Linked DNA regions of Homo sapiens: region 1 is linked to region 2. A link is an interaction called in ENCODE POLR2A ChIA-PET data of the cell type or tissue named here. Cell type or tissue: Caco-2. All regions are shown on one strand. Links, peaks and the distances in the headings refer to the core of each region. The heading gives the core; the rest is flanking DNA.

Region 1 (15,575 bases), core at 3,553-11,552, 300 kb after region 2:
CAAGCTGGCCTATCACCAAGGCGTGGTCATTGTGACCTGCCCCGGCTGCCAGAACCACCATATCATCGCTGACAACCTGGGCTGGTTCTCGGACCTGAATGGGAAGAGGTGAGGCCTGTACCCCAGGGCTGGGCCAGAAGGCCACCCAGAAGTACCCTGGCCTCCCTGGGGGAACCTTGCCCTAGTGTTGAGGTTTATAGATCTCACCTGGGAAATCCAGCCACCTTATCAATACAAGACACACAGTTAAATGAGAATTTCCTATAAAGCCCAGATAGCTTTTGAGTTTAAGTATGCCCCAAGTAGGGGGTGCGTTTTTATTTGTTAAATTTTGCCAGCCCTGTGGCCCTGCCTCCCTGCCTCTGCCTGCCCTCTGCCATCACTGGCAGCCTTGTCCCTCTCTAGCGTGGAACTTTTTTGCCCTCTGCCATCTTGGGGTGGCTGGCCCACAGCAAGGCTTGGGGTGTGGACCAGGAGGTGTGGCCTGGGCCCTGGCTGCTGGGAGAGCAGTGGAGGTGGTGCCGGGAGCCTGGTCCGGGCCTTGCCTGGCCGGGAGGTCCTGGGCAGGACAGTAACAGCGACAGCAGGTCTGAGACCAGCATGCCAGGTGCTTGGTGGTACCTGGCCCTTGGAGCTGGGACTGTCCTCCCATCAGACCCGGGGCTGCAGATTCTTCCCTCTGGCACATAGGGGGCAGGAGCAGGAGACTGGGTTCCTGAGGCGGCGCATACCGGCAGAGACACAGGGCTGGTGAGGGCACACAGGCCAGCGTCTGAAGTGCCCGTGTGGCCTGATGCCACAGGAGTGCTGGGCCTGGTGCTTGCAGCTCTGGCCTGGCCATGGGGCGCCCTGAGGGGACTGAAGTGCAGGGCGGCTGGGGGGCCCTGAAGAGCCATGTTGCCTCCCTGCCCCCCAGAAATATCGAAGAGATCCTGACGGCCAGAGGCGAGCAGGTGCACCGTGTGGCGGGCGAGGGGGCCCTGGAACTGGTTCTGGAGGCTGCAGGGGCCCCCACATCCACTGCAGCTCCGGAAGCGGGTGAGGATGAGGGTCCCCCCAGCCCTGGCAAGACGGAGCCGAGCTGACTCCTGCGCTCCCCGGCACTGTGGGACTTCGGCCTTCCAGAAGGAGGTTTTGGCCCTGGGCCTCTCTGGACGTGGCCTGTTTTCTATCAATAAACAGACATTACTTCCAGATGCTGGGGCCTGTGGCCCTCGTGGCCTTTCTTTTTCTGGAGTTAGAACGATTGCTCTGAATCCCTGGTGCTGCTGGGTGGGACATAGGAGCCGCAGGACCTCTCGCCTCACCACAGTTCCTTCTACACAGAGTCACCCAGCTCTTGCCCACAGAGGCCACAGTCGCGTGGAAAGGGGGCTGGATGTGGCGTCAGAGCCCTTCCTGGCTGTCGCTGCGTGACTTTGAGCAGGTCACCACCCCTGTGAGCCTCAGCCTTCCTCTGCAAGGCCCTTGCCGCCCCCCTGGCCAGCTCTGGCGGCCTCCCTTCCGTGAGCCAGTGCAGACCTGAGCCCTGGTCCTCGGCCGCCGGCCGTCGGCGAAACAGTGAGCAAACCAGGCTGCCTGCTGGCCCAGGCAGGACGAGCAGCTATGGCGTGGCCGTGTGTTAGGAGCTCCAGACCCCTCCCGGGGGAGCCACCTGGGCCTCCTTCCCTCGGTGGACAGCGCTCTGGACGTCCCCAGGGCCCTCCGAGGTGTGTGGGGTTTGTCTCCCAGCCTTGTCTGTGCGCAGGATGTTCCCGTGTTTATGAAAGCGAGCAAACACAGCAGCCTGTTTATTTGCAGAAGCGTTCTGGGCAGCGTAACCTTCAGCATTCATCACCCGCCACACTCCGGCAGGGAAGAGAATGGGGCGAGGTGGGAGGTGGAGGCAGGACTGAGCACGACAGGGACCCAGTGCGGCCCCTCCCAGCGGGACACGGCCAGGACTGCCAGCTCACATCCGGCCCGTGGGAGGCCGGGGCGCGGCGGCATCGTTCCCAGTGTGCTTGTGGCGTGGGCTTTGCCTCGATTACCCCCTGTCCTTCTTTCAGCCAACAACCCTCTATTATTCCCACCCAGAGCCTTCTGTGCCATTTGTGGAAACTGTCCTCTTCTCGGCTGAGCCACCGGCACCCAGGCCTGCTCCTCCATGGAGGCACTGGCTGGGGGTCTCTTGGGGGCTTGGAAGTGCAGTGGGGCTGGGCTTGGCTTGGCTGCCTCACTGCCTCCAGAGGGCCTGGACCAGCATGTGGGGAGGTCCAGGGAGCCGTCTGGACCTGGAAGTGCAGAATTAGAGCAAGGAGAGCCGCTTGGGCCAACCCCTCCTCTTACGGATGGGGAGATGGCGGCTGGTAGTTGGGATGTGGACGTTACCATGTCTTTTCTGTCTGATGCCAGCACCTCTGGGCCCAGGCTGGCCCTGGAGGGAAATCCTTCCCAAGGCTGGCACGTTCCTAGAGAAGACCTATGGCTACCCCCCGCGTGCCAGAAGCATCCCGCCAGCTCCTGCCTGAGGCCCCCTGGACCCTGTCTCCCTCCGCCCTTCCCTCCCCGCAGCCCCAATCCCACAGCCAGGTTTCTGCAAGGGGCTTTGCCATCCTAATCTCCTGCCACTCTACACCCCCCCGCCCCAGGACATCCCTGCCTCCCGGGCACGGTTGCTGGCCTGGGCATCCCTCGTCACAGCGTCTCTCCAAGCAGGTTCCTCGGCCGCACCTTCAGAGGCTGTCCCAGCCAGTAGCGTGGGCGGCACTGCTGCGCTTCCCTGGCTGTGCGCGGTCCTGGGCCCTGCACGGTTACTTGGACCCTGTGTGCGTGTACCACCACACGCAAGCTGGCTGGGACCCTGGACCTGGAGTACACGTTGATTCTGGTTCCCAAGGCCCCTTCTGGGGTGGAGGAGGCAACGGAGTCAACCAGCACAGAGGCTGTGGCTGCCAACATGGCCAGGTGGGCTGTGGCGAGGGGCAGCAGGACTGCCCGGCGCACCTGTGTGTCCCCTGACGGGGGCCCCGTGGGGGTGCCACCCACCACAAGCAGCGCCCAGACAAGCCCCAAGACTGCAGATCTGCCGTCGGCTCCTCCACTGTGGCTCAGTGTCCAGACCCTGAGCCCAGCCGGATCAGACTCCAGGAAAGGACCTCCCTCCCCCGGGTGCTGGGTGGGCGGCAGCAGGCTGGGTCCTCAGGGGGTCGTGGGGCTGACCTGGGGGCTGCTGCTTCTGGGGGCTGGTCCCGGCCACGTGAGTGTCAGCTCAGAGCATGCTCTGTTTCCCTAGGGGCTGGGAGCGTGAGGAGGTAGGGGTGCAGGAATCAGTGGTGACAGCAGGCAGCCACTTCACCCCTCTGTGCCCCAGCTCCCCCGTGGTTAAATGCAGTGGGAACTCCATCTCTCTGAGGTCTCAGAGGGCCCAGACAGTGGGTATCTGTGGACACTTTGCACAGTGCAGCCTCTTACCGGGTTAGGCCCCCACCCGGGACTAAGCCCATACGGACCACACTCACTTGGCCGACTTTATTTTTCAGGAAAAACAGAAAAACAAATGTACCTCTTGGGTTGGAAAGGACCCATTGACAACATGGCACAGACGTGAGCAATAAATACGCACATACATTCAAGTATGCGGGGGGGCGCTACGTCCTGGAGACCCTGTGTTCGGGCACCTGTCCCTGCTCTCGGGTGCGGCCCTGCCCCTCCAGAAGCAGGTCACCTCACCAGGCCCAGATCTGCCTCTCCATCCTAGCCTGAGAGTGGGGCCTAGAGGCACCCTCCTAGATGGAACTGCCAGCCCTGGGGGCTGTGGGGCCATGGTAGGGCCCTTGGCAGTCTTGGGAGGTGCCAAGGCTGGGTCTGGACAGGAGGAGGCAACCTCAGGCCCCTGGGGCCCATCTCAGGCTCCAGCAGGTCCTGCCAGTCCTAGGATCCCGAACTTGGTGCCCTGTGAGCCCCCTCCCCATGGAGAGAGCAGTGATGTCATCTCCCCCAGCTGGTGGGAGGAGGGGGGTTCTCATATGGGGGGTCTGCAGGGTTGAGCTGAGTGAAGCCTCCCCAGCTTCCACTGACCACCCCCCCACTTGGGTGAGGGTCACAGAGCCTGGTGCTACCTCCCACCCTGACTGGGCACTGCTCTTGCTGCCAGTAAGCATCCCTAGGACCAGGCCCTGCCCTTTTTCCTGGCTTGGGGTTTTGGAATGTCGAAGTTCATGCCCAGCCATTCCCTCTGCTTTAGAGATAGGCCCGGCTCCTGTCGAGGCCCCTGCAGGGCCCTGGGACTCGGCGGGGGGCACCTCAGGGCTGCCACTGCAGCCTGGTCTGCCATGCGTGGTCTGGGGGGCCTTCTGTGGTTGCTGACCTCTGGCCGGGGAGTGGGGAGACAGGCTTGGAGGGAGCCCTGCCCCAGGACGAAGCTGGAGGGGTGGAGCATGCCTGTCACACGGCCATCCCAAGACCAGCTCTGGGGGGACAGAACATGGCCCTGTCCTTGGTGGCCCCAAGAGGCGGCTCAGAGACACCTTTGGGGAGGGTGGGGGAGACAGCAGGGTTTCACATTTGGCAGGGCAGGGCAGAACGGGAAGGGCTTGGGGGAGAGGATGCGGGAGTCTGACAGCACCAGGTCGGGGCCGACATGCCGAAGGCCCCGTCCGGCCTGCGGCAGGGGCAGAAGGGAGGAAGCTGAGGGCCATGGGGGCCAGCCCGGGATGGAAGCACGCCCTCCCACCACGGGCAGCTTGGCCTGAGCCTGTCGCCCTGGGTCGGGGAGGCCGTGGGGCTGCATGCCCAGTGCCTGTCCTCGGCAATGGCCTCGGGAGGACGTGGCTGTGACTGTGAGACCGGCGTCCAGGAGTGGGGGCAGGGTGGGCCTGGCGGTGGGCACAGGGCCTTAGCTCGCACCAGGCTGGCACTGCTGCTGGGGCTCGGGCGGGCCGCCTGCCCCCTGCTCCGGGCCCCCGGCGAGGTCCACCCGCTGCTCGTCCATGCGCTTAGCCTGCACCCTCTGAATGAGGCTGAAGAAGTCCTCGTCCGGCATGGTAGGGCCCCGGGGCAGTACGTCAGGTGGCGGGCAGCGCTGGTCATCGATCCTGGAGGACTGGGTGGACACAGTGCAGTTGGCGGCCTCACCCCCCCAGCCCCAGTGGTCCGGGGCTGGTCAGCAGCGGTGGTTCCAGAGGCCAGCGTGCACTGTTCACGGGCTTCCCCCTGTCCACCCAGGAAATTGGTTCTGGGGCCTGCCTCGCTCTGGGGTCTTGTGCTGGGAGCCCGGGCCCTGAGCGCAGTCTTCTGGTGGCCCCGCCACCAACCCGCAGGAGCCCAGGGCAGGCCCGCCCAGGAAAAGCAGGTCCAGCGATTCCCACTGGGCATGGGTGTGCCAGGCCCAGGAGACAGTGGCTAGGGCGGCGTTGGATGCCTGCTCCCCACATCTGCTGATCCCCAGGGACGGGCATGCGTGGCCGTCCCTCTGCCCAGCCCTGGAAACCAGCACAGCCTGGGACTGACCCTGGCAGGCCTGAGGTCTCAGCTTCCAGAGCCCGAAGTGTGGCGCCCCCCAGGGCTTCCCCTTGTGTCAGGTGGCTGACCCCGTGGGCCTCGCCTGCTCCAGTGTGCAGGCCAGGGGGCCAAGGGGTTGTCTGGGCTTCTCTGAAGCGCCTGGAGCAGGAGGGACGGGAGCTGGCGCAGGCATGCGTGTGGATGGGGGACTCTGGGCCTCTTGGGTGGGGCTGGTTTGGAGGTGGCTGGTCGGACGCCTGGCCCCGGGCCGAGGTTTCCTCTCTGCTGTGGGGAGGACGGCAGACCTGGAAACGTGCTGGCTTGGTTCGTGGTGGGCCAAGCGGCCTCCACCCCCAGCCTGTTCCCAAGTCTACGGACCCTGAACCCCTTCCCAGCAATGGCTGCACCCCACAGGGATGGCGAGACCCCCAGAGTTTGAGGTCCTAGTTGGGATAGCAGTTGGCTCAGCAGTCTCCACTCCGGCCACCCTACCTGGCTCACCCCCACACAGATGAGGAGGTCATTCCTGGCGTGGCTGCCAGGCTGGAGCCCCGGCCCTGGCTCTGCCCTCTGGGGCTGGACCCTCCGCCCATGCCGTCCACTGTGTGGTCCCTGGATGGTCCCTGTTTTTGTCCCACCAGCCAGCTGGCAGCCCTGGATCCCCCTGCCCTCCCCACTCTGGGGGTGCTATCTGGCCCGTGTTTTCCCTGCCGGGTGTGGAGGGCTGGTGGGGAATCCCTGAGGCCATGAGCTCCAGGACCTGTGACCCCCCAGCCCCCACCCCGAGTTCCTGCATGGCAGGGGGGTGGCACAGCCTGGGAGTGTCCTGGGGTTGCCAGGGGGGGTCTCTGGTGTCTCCAGCAGCCCGGGGTTCCCAGGAGTAGGGCTTCAGGCTCAGACACCCCTGGTCATGTGGTGACACTGGCTGAGTCCCCCAGGAGTCCCTCAAACATGACCGGAGATGGCAGAACCAGCGCCCACCTCACCCCTCAGGACACAAGTTGCCTCCACACACGTGGATGGCAAAGGGGCCGCGAGCCACGCCCGCCCAGGGCCGCAGCCCACCTGGTACTTGATGAGCATGTTGAAGAAGTCGTCCCCCGGCTCCTGGGGCTCGCCGTGGCCTCGGAGGTGCCCTGCATTGCTGTGGGTGATTCGCAGCCCCGGCAGGCTGCCCACGCTGGCCCGCTGGTCGTCCAGCCGGCGGCTCTGGGAGCTGGCGATGAGGTCGAAGAATTCCTCGGTCTGGGGCGAGGCCGTCATCGAGGGCTGGGCTGCGGGGGGCCAGAGGGTGAGACCTGGGACCCAGTGCGGGGTCAAGCCCGAGGCTCGGGCTGCGGCCACAGTGAGCTCTGACCTCTGAGCCCAGCCCAGCCCACTGTGCTGCTGGGGCCATGGCTCCTGGGGGAGTCTCCGCTGACCGGCCTAGGCAGCTCTCAGCTGCTCCCCCTGCTGTGGCTCCCACGCCCACCTCAGGGGCTTCCAGGGGGTGACAGGAGGAGACAGGAGGAGAACGCCAGTCCCCCACGCCCTGCCCCCTCCCTGAGACTGCCCCTGCAGCCTGAGTGTGTCCCGGAGGGCGGGCTGATGACACGCTTCCCGGGATGCTGCTCTGTGGGGGCTGCGGAGGGCGCCCTCAGTGACAGGGTGCTCTGCAGCTGGCCTGCTGGTCTGCCCCCGAAAACTCCTCACTGGAAGCAGGACGGGAGCCCTGGTCCTGGCCCCTGCAGACAAGCCCAAGGGAGGGCCCGGCTGAGGGGGGCACTCACCGATCCTGTCCTCCAGGGTGGGGGCGGCCGTGGCCTCGGCAGCCCCGGCCTGGCCATCGTCCAGGGGACAACGCTGGTCGTCCATGCGGCTGCTCTGGAACTTGGTCAACAGGTCAAAGAAGCACTCCTCGTCCGAAGACGGGGCCCTCGGGATGCTCTGGGGAGGGAGTGGGGTCACCGCAGCCAAAGCTAGCCCCGCAGACCCCCAGACGAGACCGGGGGCTGCTTGCCCAGGCCACACACACTTCTGAGACCCTGGCCAAGATCGGGACTCTAACCTGCCCCCTGTCGGCTACCCCTCCCCCAGAACGTGTCACCCACCCTCGGCACCCGGCTACCCCTCCCCCAGGACGTGTCACCCACCCTCGGCACCCGGCTACCCCTCCCCCAGGACGTGTCACCCACCCTCGGCACCCGGCTACCCCTCCCCCAGGACGTGTCACCCACCCTCGGCACCCGGCTACCCCTCCCCCAGGACGTGTCACCCACCCTCGGCACCCGGCTACCCCTCCCCCAGGACGTGTCACCCACCCTCGGCACCCGGCTACCCCTCCCCCAGGACGTGTCACCCACCCTCGGCACCCGGCTACCCCTCCCCCAGGACGTGTCACCCACCCTCGGCACCCGGCTACCCCTCCCCCAGGACGTGTCACCCACCCTCGGCACCCGGCTACCCCTCCCCCAGGACGTGTCACCCACCCTCAGCACCCGGCTACCCCTACCCCAGGACGTGTCACCACCCTCGGCACCCGGCTACCCCTCTCCCAGGATGTGTCATCCACCCTCGGCACCCGGCTACCCCTCCCCCAGGACGTGTCACTCACCCTCGGCACCCGCCGACTGCCCCGGACTTCTCCCCTCTCATGGGTGCTACCCCAGTCCAGGCCTCTGTCCGTCACCTGCCCTGGGCCAGCCTCCCCAGCCTTGGCCTGGAACACTTCCCAGACATCCCGGGAAGCCTCCCGTGCCTCCTGTCCCTGTGCCCACCACACCCTGTGTCAGCCCTGCCATGAGCTCCCTGTGTCCATGCCCTACACAGCCCTCACCGGTGTCTGCTGTGTGAATGAACTCGAAGGAATGAACCCCGCCCTGGGCCTCAGTCCACACACCCAAACAAGGGAGGCTGGAGGGCGTGGTCTCCTGTGGCCCCCCAAGGGGCCCAGCTGAAGCAGGTCCACCCCGTGACCCAGCCTCACAGGGCCTGGTCCGGGCCCCAGGGCTGAAGGGTGTTTGTGATGGTTCCAAGCCCCGTCCACCTCCCGACCGGCGCTGGCAGCCCCTGCCCGGCCCCAGCCTGTCCATCTCACGGCTGGTGGCCTCTTCCAGGTCTGCAAATGCTGGGCTCACAGCTGAACGAGTTAACAAGAGACGCAATGTTGGTGGAGATGGCACCTCCCGGGTCCCCGATGCTGCCTGGAATTCCCAATACCTGACCCCCACAGCCCAGGAGACGGACAGCTGTCTGACAGACAACTGGAATTCCCGACACCTGACCCCCACAGCCCAGGACTAGGGCTCCCGTCCTGCTTCCAGTTTTCTGCTGGACTCGGCCCAGGGCACAGGAGAGTGGGGCCTAGAGACATGTGTGACCTACCCAAGGTCATGCTGGAGCAAAAAAGAGCTGGGATTCAGACCCTTGAGCTGAGCCGAGGGCCCTGTGGACAGCCCTGTTTTAGGAGAGACCCCACCTGGCTCTGGCCCCTGGAGTCAGTCCCCAGCTGTCACGGAAGCCTGAGGTACCTCCTGTCCCTGAGGCAGACCTGAGGAGGGAGAGTTCTAGCACCCCCTTCTCCCCGCAGGGCTCTCCTCCTGCAGCCTGGCTCAGGCCTAAGGCAACACCCCCACTCCCCCGGATTCCCCAGCCAGGAGGGAGGGGAGAATTGGCCCAGTCTGTGGGGAGGGCCACATCCACTTGGGCCAGGGCTCTGGGAGCTGCAGGTCCAGGCAGAGGGTGGCACTGGGGTTGCCAGCCTGAGTGCCAGTTGGGGCCACACAGGTACCTCCCCAGGAGGATGTGGCCTCCTGGTCTAAAAGGAACTGGCTCCTGGGCTATGATGACCTAGGGCACAGCCGCGGGGGGCCTCTGCCTCTGGCCCAATCTGGACTCCCCCAGGTGACCCGGGGCCCAGGTGGACTGAGCAAGGTCCCTCCTGGGAAAGGCAGGACCCGTCAGGGGCCATGTCCCAGGCCCCATGGCAGAGCCCCTCTCAGGGTCCTATGTCGGGCAGCCCTCCCCTTCCCTGAGGCTGGGGCCAGCTGTTGAGGGGCTGATGCCTCCCTCACATGGGGGCAGGGGCCCACGACTGCAGGTGCAAAACCGTGGCTCAGTGCCTGGTACGGGGAAAGGCTCTGGATAGTTTGGGGCTCCTGGAGCCCCTCAGAAGCAGGACCCTGGGCCCCAAGGCCACCTTCCCCTGCATTTATGTCCCAGTAGAACATATCCAGTGGGACTCGGGGTTCCGCCTCCCTGCTCTAACCTCTCCCTTGCCCCAAGCCCTGGCTCCCTCCTTCCCGGAGGCCTCAGAGTCCCTCCTGCAGTCTGACTCTAGTCTCTCTTGCTTTGGCACAAGCCCAGTTTCTCCTGCGGAGGAGGGGAATGCACCCGGCCCAAGACCACCCCACCCGGCTTCACAGAGGCCCGTGTGCTCCCTCAGCCTCCACCTGTTAGGACCCCAGGGACCCCAGACTCACGCGGATCACAGGCTGTCTCCACAGCAGCAGGGAGCCACGCTGGGTGCTTGGCCACACAGAGCGCAGGCAGGACACAAGGTGCCCAGGGCCACCACCGCCCTGCCCAAAGTGCCAAGTGCTGCCTCAATGCTGGGATGCCTGAGGCTTAAATAGGACCCTGGGCAAGGGCTCGGCCCTCCTAGCGCCCGCCCCTGCTCACTTGAGTGCGTGCACACACACAGGCTCACACACACGCACGTGGGCTCGCACTCACACACAGGCGCACTCCGTAAACACTCCCCCAGCAAGTGCAGCAGTGAACCTCCCCCTCCCCGTGCCTGTGGGCGGGCACACTGGAGGGCTGTGTGGGCAGACAGCCTGCCGAAGAGCCCTTTTCCCGCTGACACCTGGGCCCCTGGGCCTCCCTCCAGAGCTGGGCCAGGTGGGGAAAGCCACCTCTTTATTCAGCCTGACTACGGAGGCAGGCGCAGAGGACCTGGGCGGGTTGCTGTCCTCATCTGGACTCCTCTGTCCGGGACGGCCCTTCCTGTCCCACAGCCCTCGGTGGCTCCCCAGTGCCCTGGCTCAAGGGCCTCCCGGCCAGCTCAACTCAAGCCTCTGGTTGCTGCCTCTCTGTCTCATTCCTGGTTGGACCTACACTGTCTCCAGCCTCTGAGGCCAACCCTGCCCTGTCCCCTACCCTCCACCCCAGAATGAGTTCTCTGGACCCCCAGACCACACCCAGCCACACCGCCTCAGATCCCAAAGCCCCGAATGTGCTGGCTGCAAGGCCCCTGCACTGTCTGGGCACAGGGTGGGGAGGGGCAGGGGCTGGTTGGTCACCAACAGCAACGGCGCAGCATCGGTGTCACCAACAGCAACGGCGCAGCATCGGTGTCACCAACAGCAACGGCGCAGCATCGGTGTCACCAACAGCAACGGCGCAGCATCGGTGTCACCAACAGCAACGGCGCAGCATCGGTGTCACCAACAGCAACGGCGCAGCATTGGTGTCACCAACAGCAACGGCGCAGCATTGGTGTCACCAACAGCAACGGCGCAGCATTGGTGTCACCAACAGCAACGGCGCAGTATTGGTGTCACCAACAGCAACGGCGCAGTATTGGTATCAGCTGCACTTTGCAGATGAGGACCCCAACTGAGAGCTGAAAGCCCTTCCCTGAGGACCCCAGCAGAGGGGGAAGGGGGCCCACCCGGCCACTGACGCCCCAGGGATGTATCCCCCACCCACCCTCGCTGCAGTCCCCATACAGGCTGCCACCAGGGTGCAGACGGTCCTTACTCGGAGGTACCCAAGGTTCTGACCTCGGTAAGGCCAGTGGGGTTCAGGTCAGCAGAAAGCCAAGAGGCCCTGCCACGTCCTCACAGACCCTGGGAACCCCGTTTGTCTGGGGCCAGGATCTTGGCTGTCCCAGGCGTCCTGCCCCGCGGTGGTTGCAGGGGCCAGGGGAGCAGGGCCCGCAGCAGGTGGGGGCTCCCTGGGGCCCTGGCCAAGGCCTCCAGAGTGCTGGGCCAGGCAGCTGGACACTTGGAACTGTGTCCCCTTGCCCTGCTGGCCCAGACCCAGGGCAGTTTGTTGGGGTGACGTGAAGCCTGGAAGCCCTCAGAGGCTGTGCTTTCTAGAAAGCCATCAGCCCCTGAGGCCGGCTGACTGGTCTGTCCCACACATGCTGCCAGCCTCCCACTCCTTCCTTGGCGGCCCAGATGTGATGGGCAGAGCCAGCTGTGGACAGGGCAGACCCAGCTGTGGACAGGGCAGGGCCAGCTGTGGACAGGGCAGGTGTCTGGGTCCCAGTCCTGCTCCTCCCTCCAGGCCCAGGGAGGCTGGGGGATCACCGGGACCCCCGGGAAGGCCTGACCAGGTGCTCCCTGGGTGCCCTTCCCTCCACACCTCTCCCATCAGTGGACGGATGGACCTAGCCCAGATGGTTGGGCAGTGCTGGGGCTGAATGAGGGGAAGGTAGGCTGTGCCCTGCTGGTGGGAAGGATGGGCTTGGGCAGCCTCGGGGGGCTGCGAATCCCAGCCCAGCACCCACACCCCTCTGCAGGTTGGTGCCCACGGAAGAACAATTTCAGACTATTTCTAGTGGTTTGGACCCAGCCGTCCTGCTCGGGGGAGCTCCAGGCTGACCTCCGAACCCGGACTCGGCCCATCGGTGCCCCTGAACACCAACCAGCTCTCCCGTGGCTGGGGTGGCCCTGGCACAGCTGACACCTGCCAGGCACAGGCCCGGCCTGTCACCTGTCCCCCCACCAACCCCGAGTCTGACCACCAGTCTGTCTGTCCCCCGTCCGTCCACCCATACACTTGGCAGTCACTGCAACTGCCCCACCCCTCCCGCCACCTCTGTGTGCCACAGCAACGCGGGGGGCTCCTGGCTAGCCCTGAGGACCCGGGTGGCGCCCAGGCTGCGCTGCTGCTGCTTGCTGGGCTGTGACCCTCTGCTCCACTCGTGACCTTGAGCCCAGGTGGGGTAGGGCAGGGTGGGGCCTCCCAGCCCCTGACCAGGAGGAACCCTGAGTGGACCTAGCCCCTTGCTGTCCCCTCACCAGGGGCTCTGCAGCCATGCACAGGCCACCCAGCTGCATCCCCTCCATGACCCCACTCACCATCGGTCCTGCCCCGGCCCCTGCACCCACAAGGAGAGGCCCCAGTACCTTGGCCCAGCTGGAGCTGCAGGTGCTTCCACACCAGGGCCTGACCATGGGTGTGGCTTAGGGGCTTCCCACCCACCCCTTGGGTGCCCCTCAGGCCCCTCTGCTCAGGGACCCCCGCCAGGTGTCAGAGATCCCAGGATTCCCCCAGGGACTGTGTTGGCCTCGTCCACCCCTCCAGGGCCCTGGTAGGATACACAGGCTTGACCTCACTGGCCAGAGCCTCCAAGAGCCACCTCAGGAAGGGGCACCCCATCAGGGGATCTGTGCAGCCCGGCTCTCACAGTGAAGGCAGCCAGTTCCTTTCAGGGACACGCTCCTGTGACTAGCGGATGGGTCTGGAGGGTCCCAACAAAGGAGGGTGGGGGCTGGAGTCAGAGAGAGAGGCCACCTGAAGGCTGGGAAGAGCCAGCCCCCAACTGGTGAACAAGATGGAAACTGAGGCCCAAAGAGAGGCGGGGCGTTCCATGCAGAAGAGCCCAGCCTAGAGTCCCCAGGAGGCTCCTCGGTGGCCGGGGCCTCTGAGGCCAGGTGCGACCACAATGCTAAACACTGAGCCCTGCCCAGAGCCCCCACCGGGGTCCCAGGACAGCACTGCACCAGGTGCACCGGGGAGGGACCCCTGCCTCCCCGGAGTGCCCGGGCCTGACCTGGCCCCGTTGGCTGGCAGTGGAGTTGGGGCGCAGTTGCCAAGCTCTCCTCCCTCTCGGCCTGGATCTGCCGTCAAAGACGCCTACCGTGCGTGGCACGTGCACCCGGACGTCGGCGCTGTCCAGCGGGGAGTGGCTGCCCTCCCGGGGCCTCCTCTCAGCGTCCGGGCCTTCCTGGTACTTCCTGCTCCTCACGGGGAGGGGTAGCGAGTCCCTGCTGGGCCCCCGCCAGTCCCCTGAATGGTGGCTGTCTCCATTCTGCTCCTGGGGAGGGGTAAGGCTGTGCGTGGCCTGGGCAATTGTGAACCAATGTCCCCATCCCAGGACCCTGAAGGGAAGGCCAGGCCGCCTCCATTTCATGGATGCACGCCGTAGGTGCCCAGTACCCAGAGAGGAGGAGAGGACTGGGGCTGTGGGCCCTTGGCTGGGGCCGGGAGAGGCAGGGTGGGGTGTTTGAGGGCCAGTGGCCCCCGCAAATGTCAGCCGGCTTATACCAGCAATGACAGTGACTGTGGGCGTCCTTGGGTCTCGTCCCCACAGCAGAACCCTGACGGCCATCCACAACTGAACACAGGCCACACCAGAGGAACCAGAGGCTCAGAGAGATCAGGCTGCTGGCCCAGGCCACACAGCACCCACTGCCGACAGGCACAGGGCCAGCCCAGGGCCCTACGCCAGGCAGCCCCCGAATCTGTCTGTGTGGGTCTGCTGAACCCCAGCCAGTGTCTGCACCTGCAGCAGCTGTGCCCACTTTGGGTCAGAGTCCGAGAGGGCAGGGAGCAGGCAGGAGTGGGTGCCCCTGTCTGTGGGCTCCCGAGGGTGTGGTGGCATAGCAGCTGGGTGGAGTATGGGGGCCTGAAATGTGTGAGGACCATGCCTCGCCTGGGGCACAGCTGGCCAGACGCTGAGGGACATGGGTGAGCAGGTGGCAGATGGGCCATGCAGGGCATCAGGCCGAGGAGGGCACATTTATCTCCCAGCAGACAGGGGCTGAGGTGGGTGGCGGTGGCTCTGCCTCATTAACCCCGCTGCCCATGCTCTGGCAGCGGCTGTGCTGACATCGGTCCCGTGTCCCTGGCTCACCCGCTCCAGGGGGAGTCTCAGCAGGTCCCAGGTCTCCGCGCTCAGCCTCTGCGTCCTCTTGGGTCTGGCCCCTGAAGACAGAGGGACCCGGTCAGCCCAGCACCACCCTGGCACCTCGCATTGGGTGGGCCAGGCCAGAGTCTCTGGGGGGCCAAGGACCAGCCCGGCCATGGCTTTCTGACAGCCAGCCCCCCTTGTGGAGGCGAGCGCCATGTCTGAGTGTCCTCTGCGTCTCCCCGACTGTACTGTCAGAGTCAAAGGGGACAGGTGTCGAGACAGAGCGCGTCCTGGCTGGGGCCAGGTGGGGTCTGGCTTTGGCTCCCTGTGCTGGAAGGGCCCGGCTCTGGACAGGCCTCTCCCCTGCCGCACACAGGGCCTCCCCCGTCAGTCCTGCTGTTCCCTCTGCCTGGATCACCCTTCCTGTGGCCCCTGGTCACCTCTGTGAGGCCACCCAATCCCCCCTCCTGAGGGTGCATCATGCTGTGCCCCGGAGGCAGGTGGGGCGGGCCTGTGGGTCCACTCCCAGCTCACTGCGGGCAGCCCAGGCCAGGGTCGGGGACGCAAAGGCCTCAGATGAATCCCCCAGACCAGCTCTGCCGTGGGACCTTCCCCGGGCTCCTGTCCATCCCTCCTGGCCCGGGGCTCACCCTACTGGCCGTGTCTCCACCCAAGGGACCCCCATCCCCTCTAGCCGCAGTGGGGTGGTGGGGCACAGCTGCCTGACCCAACACTGGCCAGCTGCAGACTCAGCGGAGCCACCAGTGCCTGTCCCGGGCCCCTGGGAAGCCCCACAGCCAGGCCCACCTTCAAGCCTCAGTCCCAACACGGCCCTGGCAGAGACGGGTGTCACTCAGCCCTGTCCCAACACAGCCCTGGCAGAGACGGGTGTCGCTCAGCCCTGCGGGGCCCGAAAGGATTTGGGAGTTTGGGAGAGTGGGCCCTACCTCAGCCCAGCCGCTCCCTGAGCACTCTCAGGAGCCTGTATCCAGGGCACGACAGACCTGGCAGATCAGAAATCAGTTGGCGAACGGAAAAAATGGGATGGAATCCGGGAAGTGGGGAATGTCCTCAACCAGGCAGGAAGCCCTGTGGGAAGGGCCCGATGCTGTGGCTGAGAGCCAGGGTCTGCGGGCGCTTCCCTGAGGAGGCGGCGGGACGGACAGGGGCACAGCCACTGTGGAAAGGGCAGCAGAACGTTCTAGGCAGAGGGGACGACGGCGGAACGAGGCTGACACTGAGGACCCTG
Region 2 (15,575 bases), core at 1,547-9,546:
AGGAGGACAGCCTGGGGAGGACCCAGACTCTGCCCTCGCCCCTGGCTGTAAGCACAGCAGTCAGTTCACCGGGAAGGCCCCCAGCGGGCCAAGCCTTAGCAACTCGTGCACTCGGCTACTTAGCTACTCCACCGTATAGGGGCCCAGTAGGCTTGTGCCCCCATCCCAGGAGGTGCCCTCTTGCCCTCTGCCTGCATCCCTGCGGCCTGCCCCCTCCTCCCCCACCTGCATGCCCCTGGATCTGCCCTGGCCTCCTGGTGGAAGGACCCACAAGCATGGGGTGGGCTAGATCCAGCCCTTTCTGTGTACAGAGGGGGAAACTGAGGCCCAGAGGGAGAAGTGACCGGCCCAGGTGAGCCTGGAGGCCGGACAGGGCTGGGATGCTCGGCACAGGAGGCTGCCTCACCCTTCCTTCCTCTTCTTGGGGAGCCCCATGTCCCCCACCCCAGCTTGTCCTATGTCCCAACCTGGAGCAGCCCCTGTCATCAGACCTATCCGGCCAGGGGACAGCTCGGGGCAGGAATAGCTAAGTAGCCGAGTGCACGAGTTGCTAAGGCTTGGCCCGCTGGGGGCCTTCCCGGTGAACTGACTGCTGTGCTTACAGGCAAGGGGCGAGGGCAGAGTCTGCGTCCTCCCCAGGCTGTCCTCCTGGCACTGGACTCCTGGGTGACAGCCTGGGGGGCTGGGCACCGCCTGCTGCCAACTTGTTCTTCACTGCAACCCCCTCCTGATAAGCTCTGCCCTGCCCCCAGCCCCTCCCCAGGCCAAGACTAGACCCTCCCCAAGGGAAGGAGGCCTGGGCTCAGGCCCAGAGTGCCAGCTTTGCCCTATCCCATAGCCTGGAGCCACCACAGGAGGGGCACTCCACTCTCTTGGGCTCCTGGAGCCTCAGAGGCAGGTACAGGAGGTGGGCTGCGGCCTTGCCCTAATGTCGGGGGCCCAGCGGGGACAGGAGGGGCGGGGGGTTGGCAGGGGACAGACATGGGTTCTTGGACGCCAGAGGGTACTGGGGGTCCAGGGGGTTGGGGCTGCCCCCGGGTTCTGGTATGGGTGGAGCACACTCTGTGCCCAAGGCCCAGGGGCTCAGCAAGGGGCAGGCGGGCCCCTCCCTCACCCTCCGGTCCTTGGAGGTGCCCCCTTCCCTGCCCTGGCCGCTCTGGTGGTGTGTGTTTGGGATCATGGCACAGACCTTCAGCAGGGAATCATTTTGGGAGTCAGCAGTGCCTCCTGCCCAGGCTCCAGCCCCACAGAAGCCAGGCCGGGCCCCACGCCTGGCCTCCTCCCCTCACCTCAGGGGCCCAGCACAGAGGGGGAGACCTGGTGGGAGAGTGTGGCCACCCCAAGGCCTGCGCCTGTCCTCATCTGGGCACTGGAAGGTCTGGAGCCCAGGGCTTCACCCTGCCTGGGGTGGTGTCAGAGGTGGAGGCCCGGCAGGGGCAGGAAGCTGGAGCTCTGGTCCCAGCTTTGTGCCCCACACAGGCCTCAGTTTCCCCATTGTCTCTCTTGTCAGCAGGGCCATGTTGTCCAGTGGCCTTCCAGCCACCTGGGAATGTTCTGAGGTTAGTTATAAGGGGAAGGGCTGCCTTACCTTCCCAGAGCGTGCTGGCTGGGCAGAGAGGCGTGGAGGGGCCTGGCAGAGCCCCCCGGGCCCTCCCGGGCCTCCCGGACCCCTCACCAGGGTGCTTTTGGCCTCTGAAGCCCCAGGAGAGGGCAGACTAAGCCCCTGGCAGAGGCCAGCCTGGGCATCTCAGGTGGCGCGAGACAGAGGGGCACCAGGCGCGGCCGCGGGAGCCGGGCTGCAGGAGGTGCAGGAGGAGGGAGTGAAGCAGAGTGCGGGAGGGATGGGGCTTCCTGTTTACCCCGAGCGCCCCCCGGCCTCGGACGGGCTGGCTCTGTCAGCCACGGATGTGGTGGAACCTTCCCATCAGAGGACGTCCCGGACCCGACGGGGGCTGGAGGGAGCTGCCAGGCAGGGGTGCCTGCGGGCAGAGGAGCCGTCTGCTCCCGAGCGAGGGTTTGGGCAGGGAGAAGTGAGGGTCCCCAGCCTTTCCTCTCACCTCTCCCTGCCTGCTCCGGCCCCTGACCCACGTCCCAGAGCGACACCCTCTGAGTTGAGGGGCTTCCATTTTCAGAGGAGGCAGCTGGCTCACAGGTGGAAGCCGCTTGTTCAAGGGTGGAAAACGGAGGCCCAGGACTGGAGTCCGGGCGCCTGAGCCTCGGGGGTCGCCCGGGGGACCCCTCGCCCTTCCCCTGGCCGCTCCCGTCTCCCTTCCTGGGGCTGCCCACTGCTCCAGCTGATGGCGTGGAGGAGTCCATGGCCTTGTGGGCTGGCTTCTTGGCAGGTCCCCACCGGCTTTGCATCTGAGTGTCCCCTTCTCCTGACATTGCCCCTACCCTGGTCCGGTCCACCCCGCTTCCTGCCTGGATAACAGTCGCCCCTCCTCGGCCTTGCTGGGCGCCGCTGCCCTTCACACCCAGTGCTCAGGGAGTTTCGCGGAGGGACACATCGGGTTGTGTGACCTCCTCCTAAGGCGCCACCACACTCAGCACAAAGTCCAGTCCTGCCGGTGCTCCATGCCCCTGCCCGGGTGCGCGCTCCACAGGGCAGGGACCCGGACCTGGAAGAGGTGACTTGGAGCAGGTGCGCAGAAAGTGCGGAGTCCCCCACTGCGCCGGGCGTGTCACCCGTTGGTGGCCTGGCAAACTTGAACTGCAGCGAGACGTGGGCTTAGAGATGGGAAAGTGAACCTGAGAGGGGCCGGCAGCCCGGGCAGGAGACACAGCCCCTTGGCCACACCCCAGGGGACCGGCATGCCCCACTGCTGGCAGCAGGTGATGGGAGCATCCCTGGGAGAACAGACTCCCCCCAGTTCTGCACACACTGCTGGTGCCTTGGAGCTCTTACCAGCCTGGGGGCTTAGCTTTGAACATCTTCGTGTTATCTTTTGGCAGACGTGAAGATAAATGCAGTTCCCTTAGGCTGTCCCTGGGGGGTCCCCAGTCCCAGGAGGGGCAGGAAGCCAGGGAATGCCCTGCAGTTCTCAGGTCCCCTGCCAGCAGTGCAGGAGCATTTGGCCGCCCCACACCCTTGTCAGCACTTGCTGTTGTCTGTCTTTTTCATTTTAGCCATTCTGATGATTTTGCAGTGGTATTGCTGTATTGTTATTTTTGTTCATGTAGGAAGGTGAAGAAAATCTTATTTTTTAAACGGCAGAATCCGTCCCTAGGGAGAGACTTGCTTCACAGGGGAGACACCTGGCTGGGGTGAGAGCGCAGTGTGGGCTCAGGGGGCTGTGTGCTGCAGGCTCCGTGGATGTCCCCAGCAGCACCCAGGGAGTCTGGAGGGGAGGAGAGAGAAGAGGCCTCCACTGTGGAGTGAGCCTGGGAGAGGGGTCCCCAGATGGACACTGGGTGCTGCCTGGCAGCTCACGAGGTGGGCACTGGTGGTCTGACTTGAGAAAGCCTTGTGGAGCAGCGTGAGCCCCAGATGGAGCCCCTAGTGTGTGGGGCACCCCTCCCCTGGGGATGCCTGTGCTTCTGGGGTCTGTGGGCTTCTGGGAAGGGTGTGGGGGGTCCCTCCCTGGAGGCTTCATCCCTGTCTCTCTTGCGGGGTTGTCATAGAGCTCCAGTAGAGTCAGGGACCATGGGTGCCCTGAAGGCTTCTCTGCCTCAGTTTCCCCTCGTGTCAGACCAGGGCATGGAGGGTCTTCGGAGCCCTGGGGAGGGTCCCGGGGTCTCCAGTTCCCAGTCATGGGGCAGACAGTTTGTGCCTGGGTCCTTCCCAGGAGGGAGGAAGGAGGGGTCCGTAGCTTCCAGCAGATTCTTGAAGGAGGGTCATGTGACCCTCGAGTGAGTTCAGAGTCCCCACCCAATGCAGCTGCCAGGGCCTCGCGTGTCCCTTCGGGGTCCTCAGCGCCACGAACGGGGCTGGTCCCAGTGTCCAGCTTCTGGGATCCCGCTCCTGCAGGCCCTGGAGACTGCTTCCCACCCCTGCTGAGGTTCCCATGGGGCTGAGGAAGGGGGACTTGCCGGCCCCCTGAGGCTGCCCTCACGCCTGGCGCCAGTACATGGCACAGAAGTCCCACTCGGTGGGCTGTGATTTGCCCAGGCCCGACAGATGGGGCAGCCGTTAACGTCAAGAGGAAAAAGCACTTCATCTCCCGCGACGGAAGGAGAAGTTCCCGAGAGCTCAGGGCCTGTGGGGCAGCCAGTTGAGGTGGCGGCAGTTCAGCAGCCCGGCCCCCAGCTGGAGCCGCCCTGTCCTCTCCCCACCTGCCCGCCTGGGGAGATCTGGGGGCCGCCCTGTCCTCTCCCCGCCTGCCCGTGTGGGGAGAGCTGGGGACCAGGCGCTCCAAGCTTTTAGGGGAGAAAATAGCGGGAGAGACGGTGTACGCCTGTGAGCAGGTGCTGCGTTCGGGTGTCTCCTCCTGGGGCCGTTGCCCTGGCCCTGCGAAGTGGAGGCAATGATCTGACCCCATCTACAGATGAGGAAACTGAGGCCCCATGGGAGTGGCTGCTCAAGCTCCCAGGGCCTTCCCCGGCAGGGCTGGACTGGAACCCAGAGCCACAGGGACCCCAGTCTCCGCAAGGCACAGTGGTGGGGGGCCCCTCCCCTGGGGATGCCCGTGTGTCTGGGGTCTGTGGGCTTCTGGGAAGGGTGTGAGGGTCCCTCCCTGGAGGCTTCATCCCTGTCTCTCTTGCGGGGTTGTCATAGAGCTCCGGTAGGGTCAGGGACCATAGGTGCCCTGAAAGCTTGTCTGCCTCAGTTTCCCCACGTGTCAGATCAGGGCGTGGAGGGTCTTGGGAGTCCTGGGGAGGGTGCCGGGGTCTCCCTGTTCCCAGTCACAGTGCACACAGTTTATGCCTGGGCCCTTCCCTGGTGGGGAGGGAGGAGGGGTCCATAGCTTCCAGCAGATTCTCGAAGGAGGGTCAACAGAGCCCCATGCAGGTGGCCCTGGGCTTCCTCCAGTCCCCGAGTCCACACTCCTCAGCACCAAGGCTGCCGTCATATTATCACTATTATTTAATACCCTTAAAAAATGTAAAGAGAGAAAGGGAAAAAAAGGCATCTGCCTGGTCAGGAATCTCTGTTTCCTCTCAGCCAGGAAACAGGAAGTGAGTGTTCGGGGAGATTGGGAACCAGCCCTCGAGAACAATAGAGCCCCCCCAGAGCCCCCCAGAGGGGAAGGGGAACTGCGTCAAGGGGTGGGGGCTGCCGGAAGCCTGACCTCTGCCCCGCCAAGCGCAGAGGGGGCCTGAGGCATAAATTTAGTCTCCTTTTCCTGATGAAAGGCTCAGATGCCCTACTGCTGGGGCTGGGGGGAGGGCAAGGCTGGCCTGGGTCCCTGGGGCCTTAGGGACCATCTAACTGTGCCCTCCTTTCACCTATGGGTAAACTGAGGCCCAAAGAGGGGAAGAGCCCTGTCTGGGGGACTGAGGGTGCCGAGCTCCCGTGGCTGTCTCGTTGGGGCTGCAGGCTTTGCTCGGCTTAACACCTGCTGGACCTGGGCACCCCCTCACGTCCCTGAATAAACATAGCGGGTTCTGGTGGAGGCGGGAGGGCAGTGCGGGCCCCTGCAGCCAGCCCTGGCCATTCCTGCCAGCCGTGTGACCCCAGGCAACGCCTCACCTCTCGAGCCTGGCTTTCCCAAGTCACCCTGGCCCGGAGCAGCCTGAGAGGCAAGGCTGCCACCAGCCCGTGCTCCCTCCAGCCCTGCCAGGTGTGCGTCCCCACCTTAGCACCTTGCAGTCTCCACCCCAGCACCCTGTCCTGCATCTCTCCACACCAGCACCCTGCACCCCTGCATCCTAGCGCCCTGTCCTGCATGTCTCCACACCAGCTCCCTGTCCTGCTCTGGGGGGCGGCTCCTTCACTCCCCACTAGTGCCCTAGGGTGACTGTGTGAAGGTGGTCCGGGCCCTTCCCCAGGCAGGGAGGGGACACGGGGCAGGTCCCTCCCCAGGCCCTGGCCATGACTCTGCATCAGGCAGGACACCCCCATGCCTATATCCTTGCTGCTGCCACTGGCCACCATCCTGGCCCAGGTGACACCAACTGGACTCTCAGCCGGGATGCTGCAAACCCGCCCAGCACCATCAGGCCTCTTGGGGGGGACTGCAGCTTCCTGAGCCACCCCTGCCTGGGCAATGACTGGAAACTCCTCTCTCAGGCTGCCCGGCAGACCCCCACACTGCCGGGATGGGGAGGGCTGCTCTGCCTAAGGGGCCTGCCCATCTGTCTGCCCGTGGACCCTACTCCACGCAGGCCTGGGTGGCCGGAGCGTTCAGGAAGCAGGTCAGGGCAGCAGGCCATGCCAGCCTCGGCCTCCCTCCCAGCCACCAGCAAAGCCTGAGGGTTCAGGGATGGCAGCTGATGATGGTGATGCTGATGATGGTGACAATGATGGCGGCGGCCACAGTGGCACCACAGTCTGCACCCCCAGCCGGCTCCCCCAACCACTCCAGCAGCAGGGATTTTTTTTTTTTTTTTTTTTTTTGTGACGGAGTCTCTCTCTGTCTCCCAGGCTGGAGCGCGGTGGTGCGATCTTGGCTCACTGCAAGCTCCGCCCCCCGGGTTCACGCCATTCTCCTGCCTCAGCCTCCCGAGTAGCTGGGACTACAGGCACCCCCCACCACACCCGGCTAATTTTTTGTATTTTTAGTAGAGACGGGGTTTCACTGTGTTAGCCAGGATGGTCTCGATCTCCTGACCTCGTGATCCGCCCGCCTCGGCCTCCCAAAGTGCTGGGATTCCAGGCGTGAGCCACCACGCCCGGCCAGCGGCAGGGATTTTTAAAGGAACGACATCCAGCAGGAAGGGCGAACCCTCCCCTCCTGGGCCCTTCCCTGGCCCTGGCTTCCCTGGGATGAGGGGTGGCTAGGTGTCCGCCTCGCAGGGCTGCAGGGGCCCAGGACACGGGGGAGGGGGGCTGATTCCAGCCAACCCACAGCAGGCCTCCACCCCAGGAGCCAGAGGGGATGCGCTCTCTAGCCTCTTCCACAGCCCTCCCGGGGGTGGTGGGCTGGGTTTGGCGGAGGGTCTCGGGGCTGTGTGCAGGGCTGTTACCGGCAGGTGCTGGGAGGTGGGGGGTGGCTGGGGCAGGACGGGAAGGTCACTCTAGCCTGAGGATAATTTCTACTTTATTTTACAATTCCAAAATGAAGAGTGATTTTCTTGCTTCTTGTTTGAGCTGGGCTGTGACATGTGCTTCCTCTCGAAGAGCCAGTGGATTTGATGAGAAGCACCGAGAGCACCGCCCGGCTCCCGGCATCTGCGAGGCCTCGCACAGGTCCTGTTCTGACGGCAGCGCTGATCAACGCTCTCCACAAACCCCACGAGGGTCGGAGGCGTCCGCATCACCTGCCCGCATACGGGGAAGGGCTGGGAGGCTGCAGGGCTGAGTCACCGCCGGGCACCCACTCCCTGCCAGCCCCCGGGAAGGACAGGGGCAGACGCGGCTCTTTCGCTTAGCCTCAGGGAGGTGGAATCACACAATTTTAGAGCCTTTATTTTAAGGAAAAGAGAGCTGCGTAAAAATAAATAAAAAAATAAATAAAGAGACTTTATTTTAGGGCAGTTGTAGGCTTACAGCCAAATTGAGAGAAGGTACAGAGGTCCCACGCCACAGCCCCCGCCCCGACGTGCGCAGCTCCCCCTGCACCGGAGCGGTTCGTCTGTGACGTGGGTGAACCTGCACTCACATGTCGCAGTCACCCGGGGCCCACGGTGTAATTGGGGTCACTCCGTGTAGCACATTCAGGGTCTGGGCAAGTGTATGAGGGCACGTGGCTGCCAGGACAGTATCAGGCACGGACGTCTCTGCCCTAAAATCGTCCGAGAGGCACCCTCTTTACGTGGACAGTTTAATGCATTTGGGCAAATGAGCACCCCCGTGTAATCGTCACCGCCAAGGATGGATAGGATGTTTCCCACCCCTCCGAAGCCCCTCACACTCTGCCTGACCCCTGGCAGCCCCGACGTGCTCTCTGCTGCTCCTGGGAGATTTGTGTTGTGGAAGCCAAGTGGCCAGTGCCCTGTGCCCAGCACGATGGCTTTTCTTTTTTTTTTGAGACAGAGTCTTACTCTGTAGCCCAGGCTGGAGTGCAGTGGCACAATCCTAGCTCATTGCAACCTCCGCTTCCCTGGTTCAAGCGATTCTCCTGCCTCAGCCTTCTGAGTAGCTGGGATTACAGGTGTACACCACCATGCCCGGCTAATTTTAGTAGAGATGGGGTTTCACCATGTTGGTCAGGACAGTCTCGATCTCCTGACCTCAGGTGATCCGCTTGCCTTGGCCTCCCAAAGTGCTGGGATTATAGGTGTGAGCCACTGCGCGTGGCCGTGATGGGTTAGGGTTGGTCAGTGCTGTGTGTGTCTGTGACTCAGTACTGCTTCGTAGGAGTCCACAGTCTGAGTGGGCCATGGTTCATTCATTCATTCATTCATTCATTTAGAGATGGAGTCTGGCTCTGTCGCCCAGGCTGGAGTGCAGTGGCACGATCTCAGCTCACTGCAAGCTCTGCCTCCTGGGTTCACGCCATTCTCCTGCCTCAGCCTCCCACGTAGCTGGGACTACAGGCACCCGCCACCACACCTGGCTAATTTTTTAAATTTTTAGTAGAGACAGGGTTTCACTGTGTTAGCCAGGATGGTCTTGATCTCCTGACCTCGTGATCTGTCTGCCTCGGCCTCCCAAAGTGCTGGGATTACAGGTGTGAGCCACCGCACCCGGCCTATTTATTTATTTTTTGATACAGGGTCTCACTCTGTCACCCAGGCTGGAGTGCGGCGGCGCAATCTCAGCTCACTGCAACTTCCGCCTCTGTGGTTCAAGTGATTCTCTGCCTCAGCCTCTCGAGTAGCTGGGATAACAGGCACACGCCACCACGCCCAACTCCAGGGCCACAGTTTATATGAACACATTTTAATTTCAGAGAGAAGAGAGTTTGGAAAAAAATTTAAAAATAATAACAAACAAAGAAAGGGTCCCTCCACTTCTCACAAGACTCAACATAGGATTACCACAGTCTCCAAAACTCCACGCTAGGTACATTCCCCTAGAGCAGGGATTCAAACAGACGCGCAATGTACACACAGCGTTGTGCTCACAGGAGCCGAGAGGTGGATAGACCCGGATGCGCATCCACGGATGAGTGCATTGACAAGCCAAGGCCCATCCGTACAGTGAGACACTGCTGAGCCGTAAAGAGGAATGAAGCTCTGGCCAGGGGCGGTGGCTCACATCTGTAATCCCAGCACTCTGGGAGGCCAAGAATGGTGGATTGTTTGAGCTCAGGAGTTCAAAACTAGCCTGTGCAACTTGGCAAAACCCTGTCTCAAATATTTAAAAAGGGGAAAAAAAAATTAAAAAAAAAAAAAAAGGAATGAGGCCCGGGGTGGTGGCTCACGTCTGTAATCCCAGCACTTTGGGAGGCTGAGGCAGGAGGATCAGTTTAGGTCAGAAGTTTGAGACCAGCCTGGCCAACATGGTGAAACCCCGTCTTTACTAAAAATACAAAAATTAGCCGGGTGTGGTGGTGCGCGCTTTTAGTCCCAGCTACTCAGCAGGCTGAGCCAGGAGAATCGCTTGAACTCCGGAGGCAGAGGTTGCAGTGAGCTGAGATTGCGCCACTACACTCCAGCCTGGGCGACAGAGCGAGACTCCGTCTCAAAAAAAAAAAATTAACACTAGGCCAGGCGCGGTGGCTCACACCTGTAATCCCAGCACTTTGGGAGGCCGAGGCGGGCGGATCTCCTGAGGTCAGCAGTTCAAGACCAGCCTGACCTACATGGTGAAACCCTGTCTTTACTAAAAATACAAAAATTAGCTGGGCATGGTGGCTCGCACCTGTAATCCCAGCTACCTGGGAGGCTGAGGCATGAGAATTGCTTGAACCCGGGAGGTGGAGGTTGCAGTGAGCCGAGATCACGCCACTGTGCTCCAGCCTGGGCGACAGAGCAAGACTCCATCTCAAAAAAAAAAAAAAAAAAAAAAAATGGAATGACACCCTGGCAGGAGCTGCGGCATGGACGAGCCCTGAGTGATTCCATTGACAAGAGATGTCCACAGCGGGCAGGGCCATAGAGACAGGAAGCAGCTTAGTGGTTACCAAGGACCGCAGGAGGAGAGAACGGGGACACACACCTGAGGTGCGTGGAGTTTCACTCTGGGAGCATGAACAAGTTTTGGACATAGATAGTGGTGGTGATCGCACCCTATTGTGAATAGAATTCCCCTGAGGGACACCTAAAAATGGCTAAAGTGGCACAGCAGTGTGGAGGTTCCTCAAAACATTAAACATTGCATGTAACCCAGCAATCCCTCTTCTGGGTATAGACCTAACGGAAATGAAATCGATGTGTCTAAGAGATAGCTGCAGGCCACGGGCGTCGCACGCTGTTCATAATAGCCAAGAAACAAAGTTAGTGCATGCATGGATGAATAAGTGTGGCGGATACACACAGCGGGGCACTGTTCACCCTTCAGCAAGGAGACCTGTCACTTGTGATCACATGTGTGAACTTGGAGGTCACAATCTTTTTTTTTTGAGCCAGAGTCTCACTCTGTCGCCCAGGCTGGAGTGCAGTGGTACAATCTCGGCTCACTGCAGCCTCTGCCTCCCGGTTCAAGCAATTCTCCTGCCTCAGCCTCCTGAGCAGCTGGGACTACAGGGGCCCGCCACCACACCCGGCTAATTTTTTAGTACTTTTTTAAGTACAGATGGGGTTTCACCATGTTGGCTAGGCCGGTCTCAAACTCCTGACCTTAGGTGATCCTCCTGCCTCGGCCTCCCAAAGTGCTGGGATTAAAGGCGTGAGCCACTGCGCCTGGCCTAAGGTCACAATCTTAAGTAAAATAGGCCAGGCACAGAAAGACAAATCCCACATGCTCTCACTCATATGTGGAGTGTGAAATAGTGGAGCTTAGAAGCAGAAAGTGGGGCAGTTGCTCCCAGGGGTGGGCGGGGCGGGGTGGCCAGATGTTGGCGGAAGGCCACAAAGTTTCAGTTGAGGAGTGGGTGCAATATCTATGGGACACAAAGTTTCAGTTGAGGAGTCAGTGCAAGATCTATGGGACACAAAGTTTCAGTTGAGGAGTCGGTGCCAAGATCTATGGGACACCCAGCGACTTGAGTGAATAAAGGCACTGTGCTCTTGAAAATTTCCGAGAGAGTCTTTCTCATCACCACAAAGGTAAGCACGGGAGGTGATGTAGGTATGAACTGGCTCGACGTAGCTGTTCCCGAATGTCCACATAGACCATAACGTGCCATGTACCATAAATATGTACCACGTTTGTCAATTAAAAAACAAACAGGCAGGGCGTGGTGGCTCACGCCTGTAATCCCAGCACTTTGGGAGGCCAAGGTGGGCAGATCCCTTGAGGTCAGGAGTTCAAGACCAGCCTGACCAACATGGCAAAACCCCGTCTCTACTAAAAATACAAAAATTAGCCGGGCTTGGTGGCAGGCACCTGTAATCCCAGCTGCTTGTGAGGCTGAGGCAGGAGAATTACTTGAACCTGGGAGGCAGAGGTTGCAGTGAGCCGAGATTGCCCCACTGCACTCCAGCCTGGGAAACAGAGTGGGACTCTGTCTTAAAAAACAACAACAATAACAAAAAAATAAATAAAATAAGTAGTCAGTGCACTAGGGAAAGAAAAGAATATAAAATACAATGCCTAATTGTTAAAAAAAAAAAAAAAACGTAGGCAATAAGACTTCAGAGGAGAGGCCGGGCGCAGTGGCTCACGCCTGTAATCCCAGCACTTTGGGAGGCTGAGGTGGGTGGATCACCTGAGGTCAGGAGTTCGAGACCACCCTGGCCAACATGGTGAAACCCCATCTCTACTAGAAATATAAAAATTAGCCGGGCATGGTAGCGCATGCCTGTCATTCCAGCTCCTCAGGAGGCTGAGGCACAAGAATTGCTTCAGCTCGGAAGGTGGAGGCTGCAGTGAGCCGAGATCATGCCATTCCACTCCAGCCTGGGCCAGAGTGAGATTCGGTCCAAAAAAAGACTTCAGAGGAGACCCTGCCTCCTGGTGCTCTGTACATTCTTCCCCTAAACTGGGCTCAACTTCCTTGTTTTATGTAAAAGTTGGGCAGATGGAATTAAGCCCTCAGAGCATTCAACTTACTTCATAATTTTCAGAGCCAGCCGGGAGTGCAGGAGGGAGAACTTTCCTGTGGACGTCCTGTGTTCTCCAGACGCAGAGAACCCTCATCAACCGAGGGGGAGGTCACTTCCGAATCCACAGATGGCGTGTGAGTGCATGGCGAGCGCCTCCAGGACACACTTACTGTTCCCTTGCTCTGGCCAGACGCCAGCCGGACCCTGTGTGTGCGCGCCGTGCTGCTCTTTGCAGCTGCCTGCAAGGGGTTCCTGCGAAGACCAGCACCTTGGGGAAGAGCCTGCGGCTGAACTTGAACTCGCAGCTACCTGAGTCAGACCTGTGCTTTTTCACCTCTACGGAAGATGTCAGAGCGTTTCCCTAGCAATGTTTTAGAAGTTACTTCTGTCTGGAAAAAAATGGAAAAAATGGCAAATTATGTTATGTATAATTTGATAATTTTAAAGAATTAATGATGTAATTATTACTCAAACCCACTGAATTGTACGTTTTATTATTATTATTACTATTTTCTTTTTTTTCTTTCTTTCTGTTTTTTTTCGAGACGGAGTTTCACTCTTTTCGCCCAGGCTGGAGTGAAATGGTGCAATCTCAGCTCACCACAATCTCTACCTCCCGGGTTCAAGTGATTCTCCTGCCTCAGCCTCCCGAGCAGCTGGGATTACAGGCATGCACCACCACGCCCATTCAATTTTGTATTTTTAGTAGAGATGGGGTTTCTGTATGTTGGTCAGGATGGCCTTGAACTCCCAACCTCAGGTGATTCGTCTGCCTCGGCCTCCCAAAGTGCTGGGATTACAGGCGTGAGCCACTGCGCCCGCTTATTATTATTATTTATTTTATTTTATTTTATTTATTTGAGACAGAATCTCCCTCTGTCGCCCAGCCTGGAGTGCAGTGGCGCGATCTCAACTCACTGCAACCTCTGCTTCCCAGGTTCAAGTGATTCTCCTGCCTCAGCCTCCCGAGTAGCTGGAATTACAGGTGCCCAACACCACGCCCGACTAATTTTTGTATTTTTAGTAGAGACAGGGTTTCACCATATTGGCCAGGCTGGTCTCAAACTCCTGACCTGGTGATCCACCCGCCTCAGCCTCCCAAAGTGCTGGGATTACAGGCATGAGCCACCGAGCCCGGACTGAATTGTACATTTTAAATGGGTGAATTGTATGGTATATAAATGATTTCTTAATAAAGCTGTTATTTTTATTTTATTTTCAAGGTGGAGTCTCACTCTGTCTCCCAGGCTGGAATGCAGTGGCACGATCTCAGCTCACTGCAACCTCTGCCTCCTGGGCTCAAGCAATTCTCCTGCCTCAGTCTCCCTAGTAGCTGGGATTACAGGCGCCCGCCACCACACCCAGCTAATTTTTGTATTTGTAGTAGAGACAGCATTTCACCATGTTGGCCAGGCTGGTCTCAAACTCCTGACCTCAGGTGATCTGCCCGCCTCGGCCTCCCACAGTGCTGGGATGACAGGCATGAGCCACCGTGGCCAGCCATAAAGGTGTTATTCAAGAAAAAGAAGAAATGCCTCAGACCTGAACGCTTCCCACCATCTTGGCTGAGCGTTTGACCACATCGGTGGATGCCCCACTGGGTTGCATTCTAGTCCGTGCCGATGGCCTCTGCGGGGGCTCCTTCCAATCCCTTGAGACGTGGGCCATGTTGTAGGGGATGCTGGCAGTTAGTGGGAAGTGTGAGCACTGAGGGGCCCCCAGTCCTGGAGAGGAAGCCTTCTGGGCTGCGGGTCTCTCTCCTGCCAGGCATCCCGGGCACCATGCAGCCCCTGCCACCCTGGGCTCAGCCTGCCCCGTGCCCTCTGCAGTCCTTCCTCAGCCAAGGGCAGCTCCTGGAGTTTAGGGGATGGGAGTGGACTCCTTCTGGGGTGGGTGGAACCTCTCCTCCACCCAGCTCAGCAGACCGGTTGTGAGGTTGCCGCGTAGGCACCATGGGCAGTCGGGGGTAAGGATGGATACCTCTCGGTAGCTGATGCGGGGCTCACGCTGGGCTGGCACTTTAAGACAGATGCCGGAGGAGCAGCCAGGGGTGTTTGTGGGGCACATGGGCCGGGCCAGGCCAGCGCCTCTCTGGGACCTCAAGCAGGAGAGTGGTCGGTCCAGCCCGGGAGGGAGCCTGTGGCTAGGCCTGTGCAGGAGTCGGGGGGGACTCTCGGTGGGGACCCTCCCGGCAGCCGAAACTGGGGGAGGGAGAGCAGAACATCTGGCCCTGCTGGGTTGGGGCTGATGCTTCTGTTTAGCCGTAGCAGCCTCCCTGGGGTTGATTTCCTAGAGCTCCTACACCCCCAGTTTGTCCGGGGCCCCAGCCGTAGCTGCTACTGGGGGCCTCAAACTCCCCCAGGGCAGCCAGGACCCCAGGGGCTGTGGAGCCAGGGGCAGAGTGGAGGTGGGGGTCGGGGGAGGGCTGCAGCCGGGCCCATAGTCCCCACCCTGCAGGCCGGAGCAGGAAGGGCTGGCGGGAGCCAGGGACAAAAGGCGGACGTGCAGCCGGCCATGTGTGTCCTTATCACAGGCTGCACTCCCAGCACAGCAGCCTGCGCGGAAACGCTCCTCTCCGCCGCCTTCCTGCCTGGAAGCCCGGAGGCGGAGGCGGAGGCGCTGGAGGCCCCCACCCAGCGGGACGGGAGGCTGAGGGGAGCAAGGGGAGCGAGCGGAGCCAGGTGGGGGCAGATGTGCAGGATGGGTCAGGGGCAGCGGGGTGGGAGGCCCAGCCTCCGGGGTCTGGAGGGTTAGCTGAGTACTTCACGCTGCACTGATCTGTGGGGCCGCCGTGATGTGGGTGCTAACGCTCTCCCCACCTGTTGGATGGGGAAACTGAGGCCCAGGGCAACAGTGACCTCTCGAGGTCAGGCCCCAGCTAGGTGAGGCACAAACTCAGTCCAGAGGCGGCCCCGGGGGCTCTGCCGTCCACCCAGGCTCTGGCTGACAAGGGGCCCTCCTGCTGTGCTGGCTCCCGAAGGGGATGGCCCGGACTGGGCCCAGCTGCCCTCTGGTGGATATGGGGCCACCCCAGTCAGGGTGGGGCTGACAGGGTCCATGCTCCCTCCCGCCCTCGGACGTGCAGACTTGAAGAACGCTGGCGGGCGGGCTTGGGGGCCTAGCACCGGCCAGGTCACCAGTGCTACCTTCCTCTGAGTGAATCTGCCGGAGGACTGAGCTGGGGTCCGGGAACGGCTTCCCAGCAGGCCCTGCAGCCTATTCTGCCCCAGGCGTAAGTCATGCTCCCTCCCTGGGAGGACATGGCTGCTGGTGGGGTGCTGGGGCCACATCCAGTCCTCTTGGCTTCTTGAGGTTGGGGTGATGACTGCCCCCAGCACGTGAAACCCATGGGTAGGCGGTGGGGACTGTGTTCCTGCCCTGATGACACCTGCTGTGGGAAGGCACCAGAGCCCCTGCAGGCCCCCACTTCTGCAGAAGCACGG

What was found. Peaks named below come from ENCODE experiments on the same cell type or tissue, not always from the same donor. Only the 100,000 strongest peaks of a DNase experiment are listed, where the experiment ranks them.
Region 1: POLR2A ChIA-PET joins it to region 2 with 5 read pairs; 2 of 35 experiments call an interaction of 5 or more read pairs at or near these places.

The regions. Positions count from the first base shown.
Region 1 is chr9:136,347,522-136,363,096 of GRCh38, reverse strand. GPSM1 (G protein signaling modulator 1) reads right to left here. Exons shown (of 14, transcript NM_001145638.3): 10 at 14,330-14,400; 11 at 13,334-13,510; 12 at 7,251-7,407; 13 at 6,547-6,755; 14 at 3,496-5,083. The coding sequence ends at 4,877. It overlaps DNLZ (DNL-type zinc finger), which reads left to right. Exons shown (of 3, transcript NM_001080849.3): 2 at 1-108; 3 at 917-3,614. The coding sequence ends at 1,085. Among named protein-coding and RNA genes, the nearest start is that of DNLZ, 8.4 kb to the left of the region's middle. RefSeq lists an enhancer at 10,086-10,380. In Caco-2, for the core only: no CTCF peak of the experiment used is centred there; a DNase peak (open chromatin) is centred at 8,297.
Region 2 is chr9:136,645,644-136,661,218 of GRCh38, reverse strand. LNCEGFL7OS (lncRNA EGFL7 opposite strand) reads left to right here and starts at 798. Exons shown (of 2, transcript NR_135132.1): 1 at 798-898; 2 at 12,154-12,609. It overlaps LOC102724193 (a long non-coding RNA gene), which reads right to left and starts at 14,535. Exons shown (of 4, transcript XR_930443.3): 1 at 13,675-14,535; 2 at 12,140-12,521; 3 at 7,701-7,823; 4 at 7,123-7,525. It also overlaps a transcript of EGFL7 not described here. RefSeq lists enhancers at 5,493-6,117, 14,162-14,858, 14,859-15,556, silencers at 14,370-14,559, 15,170-15,219 and a cis regulatory region at 14,187-15,575. In Caco-2, for the core only: no CTCF peak of the experiment used is centred there; DNase peaks (open chromatin) are centred at 2,678 and 5,698.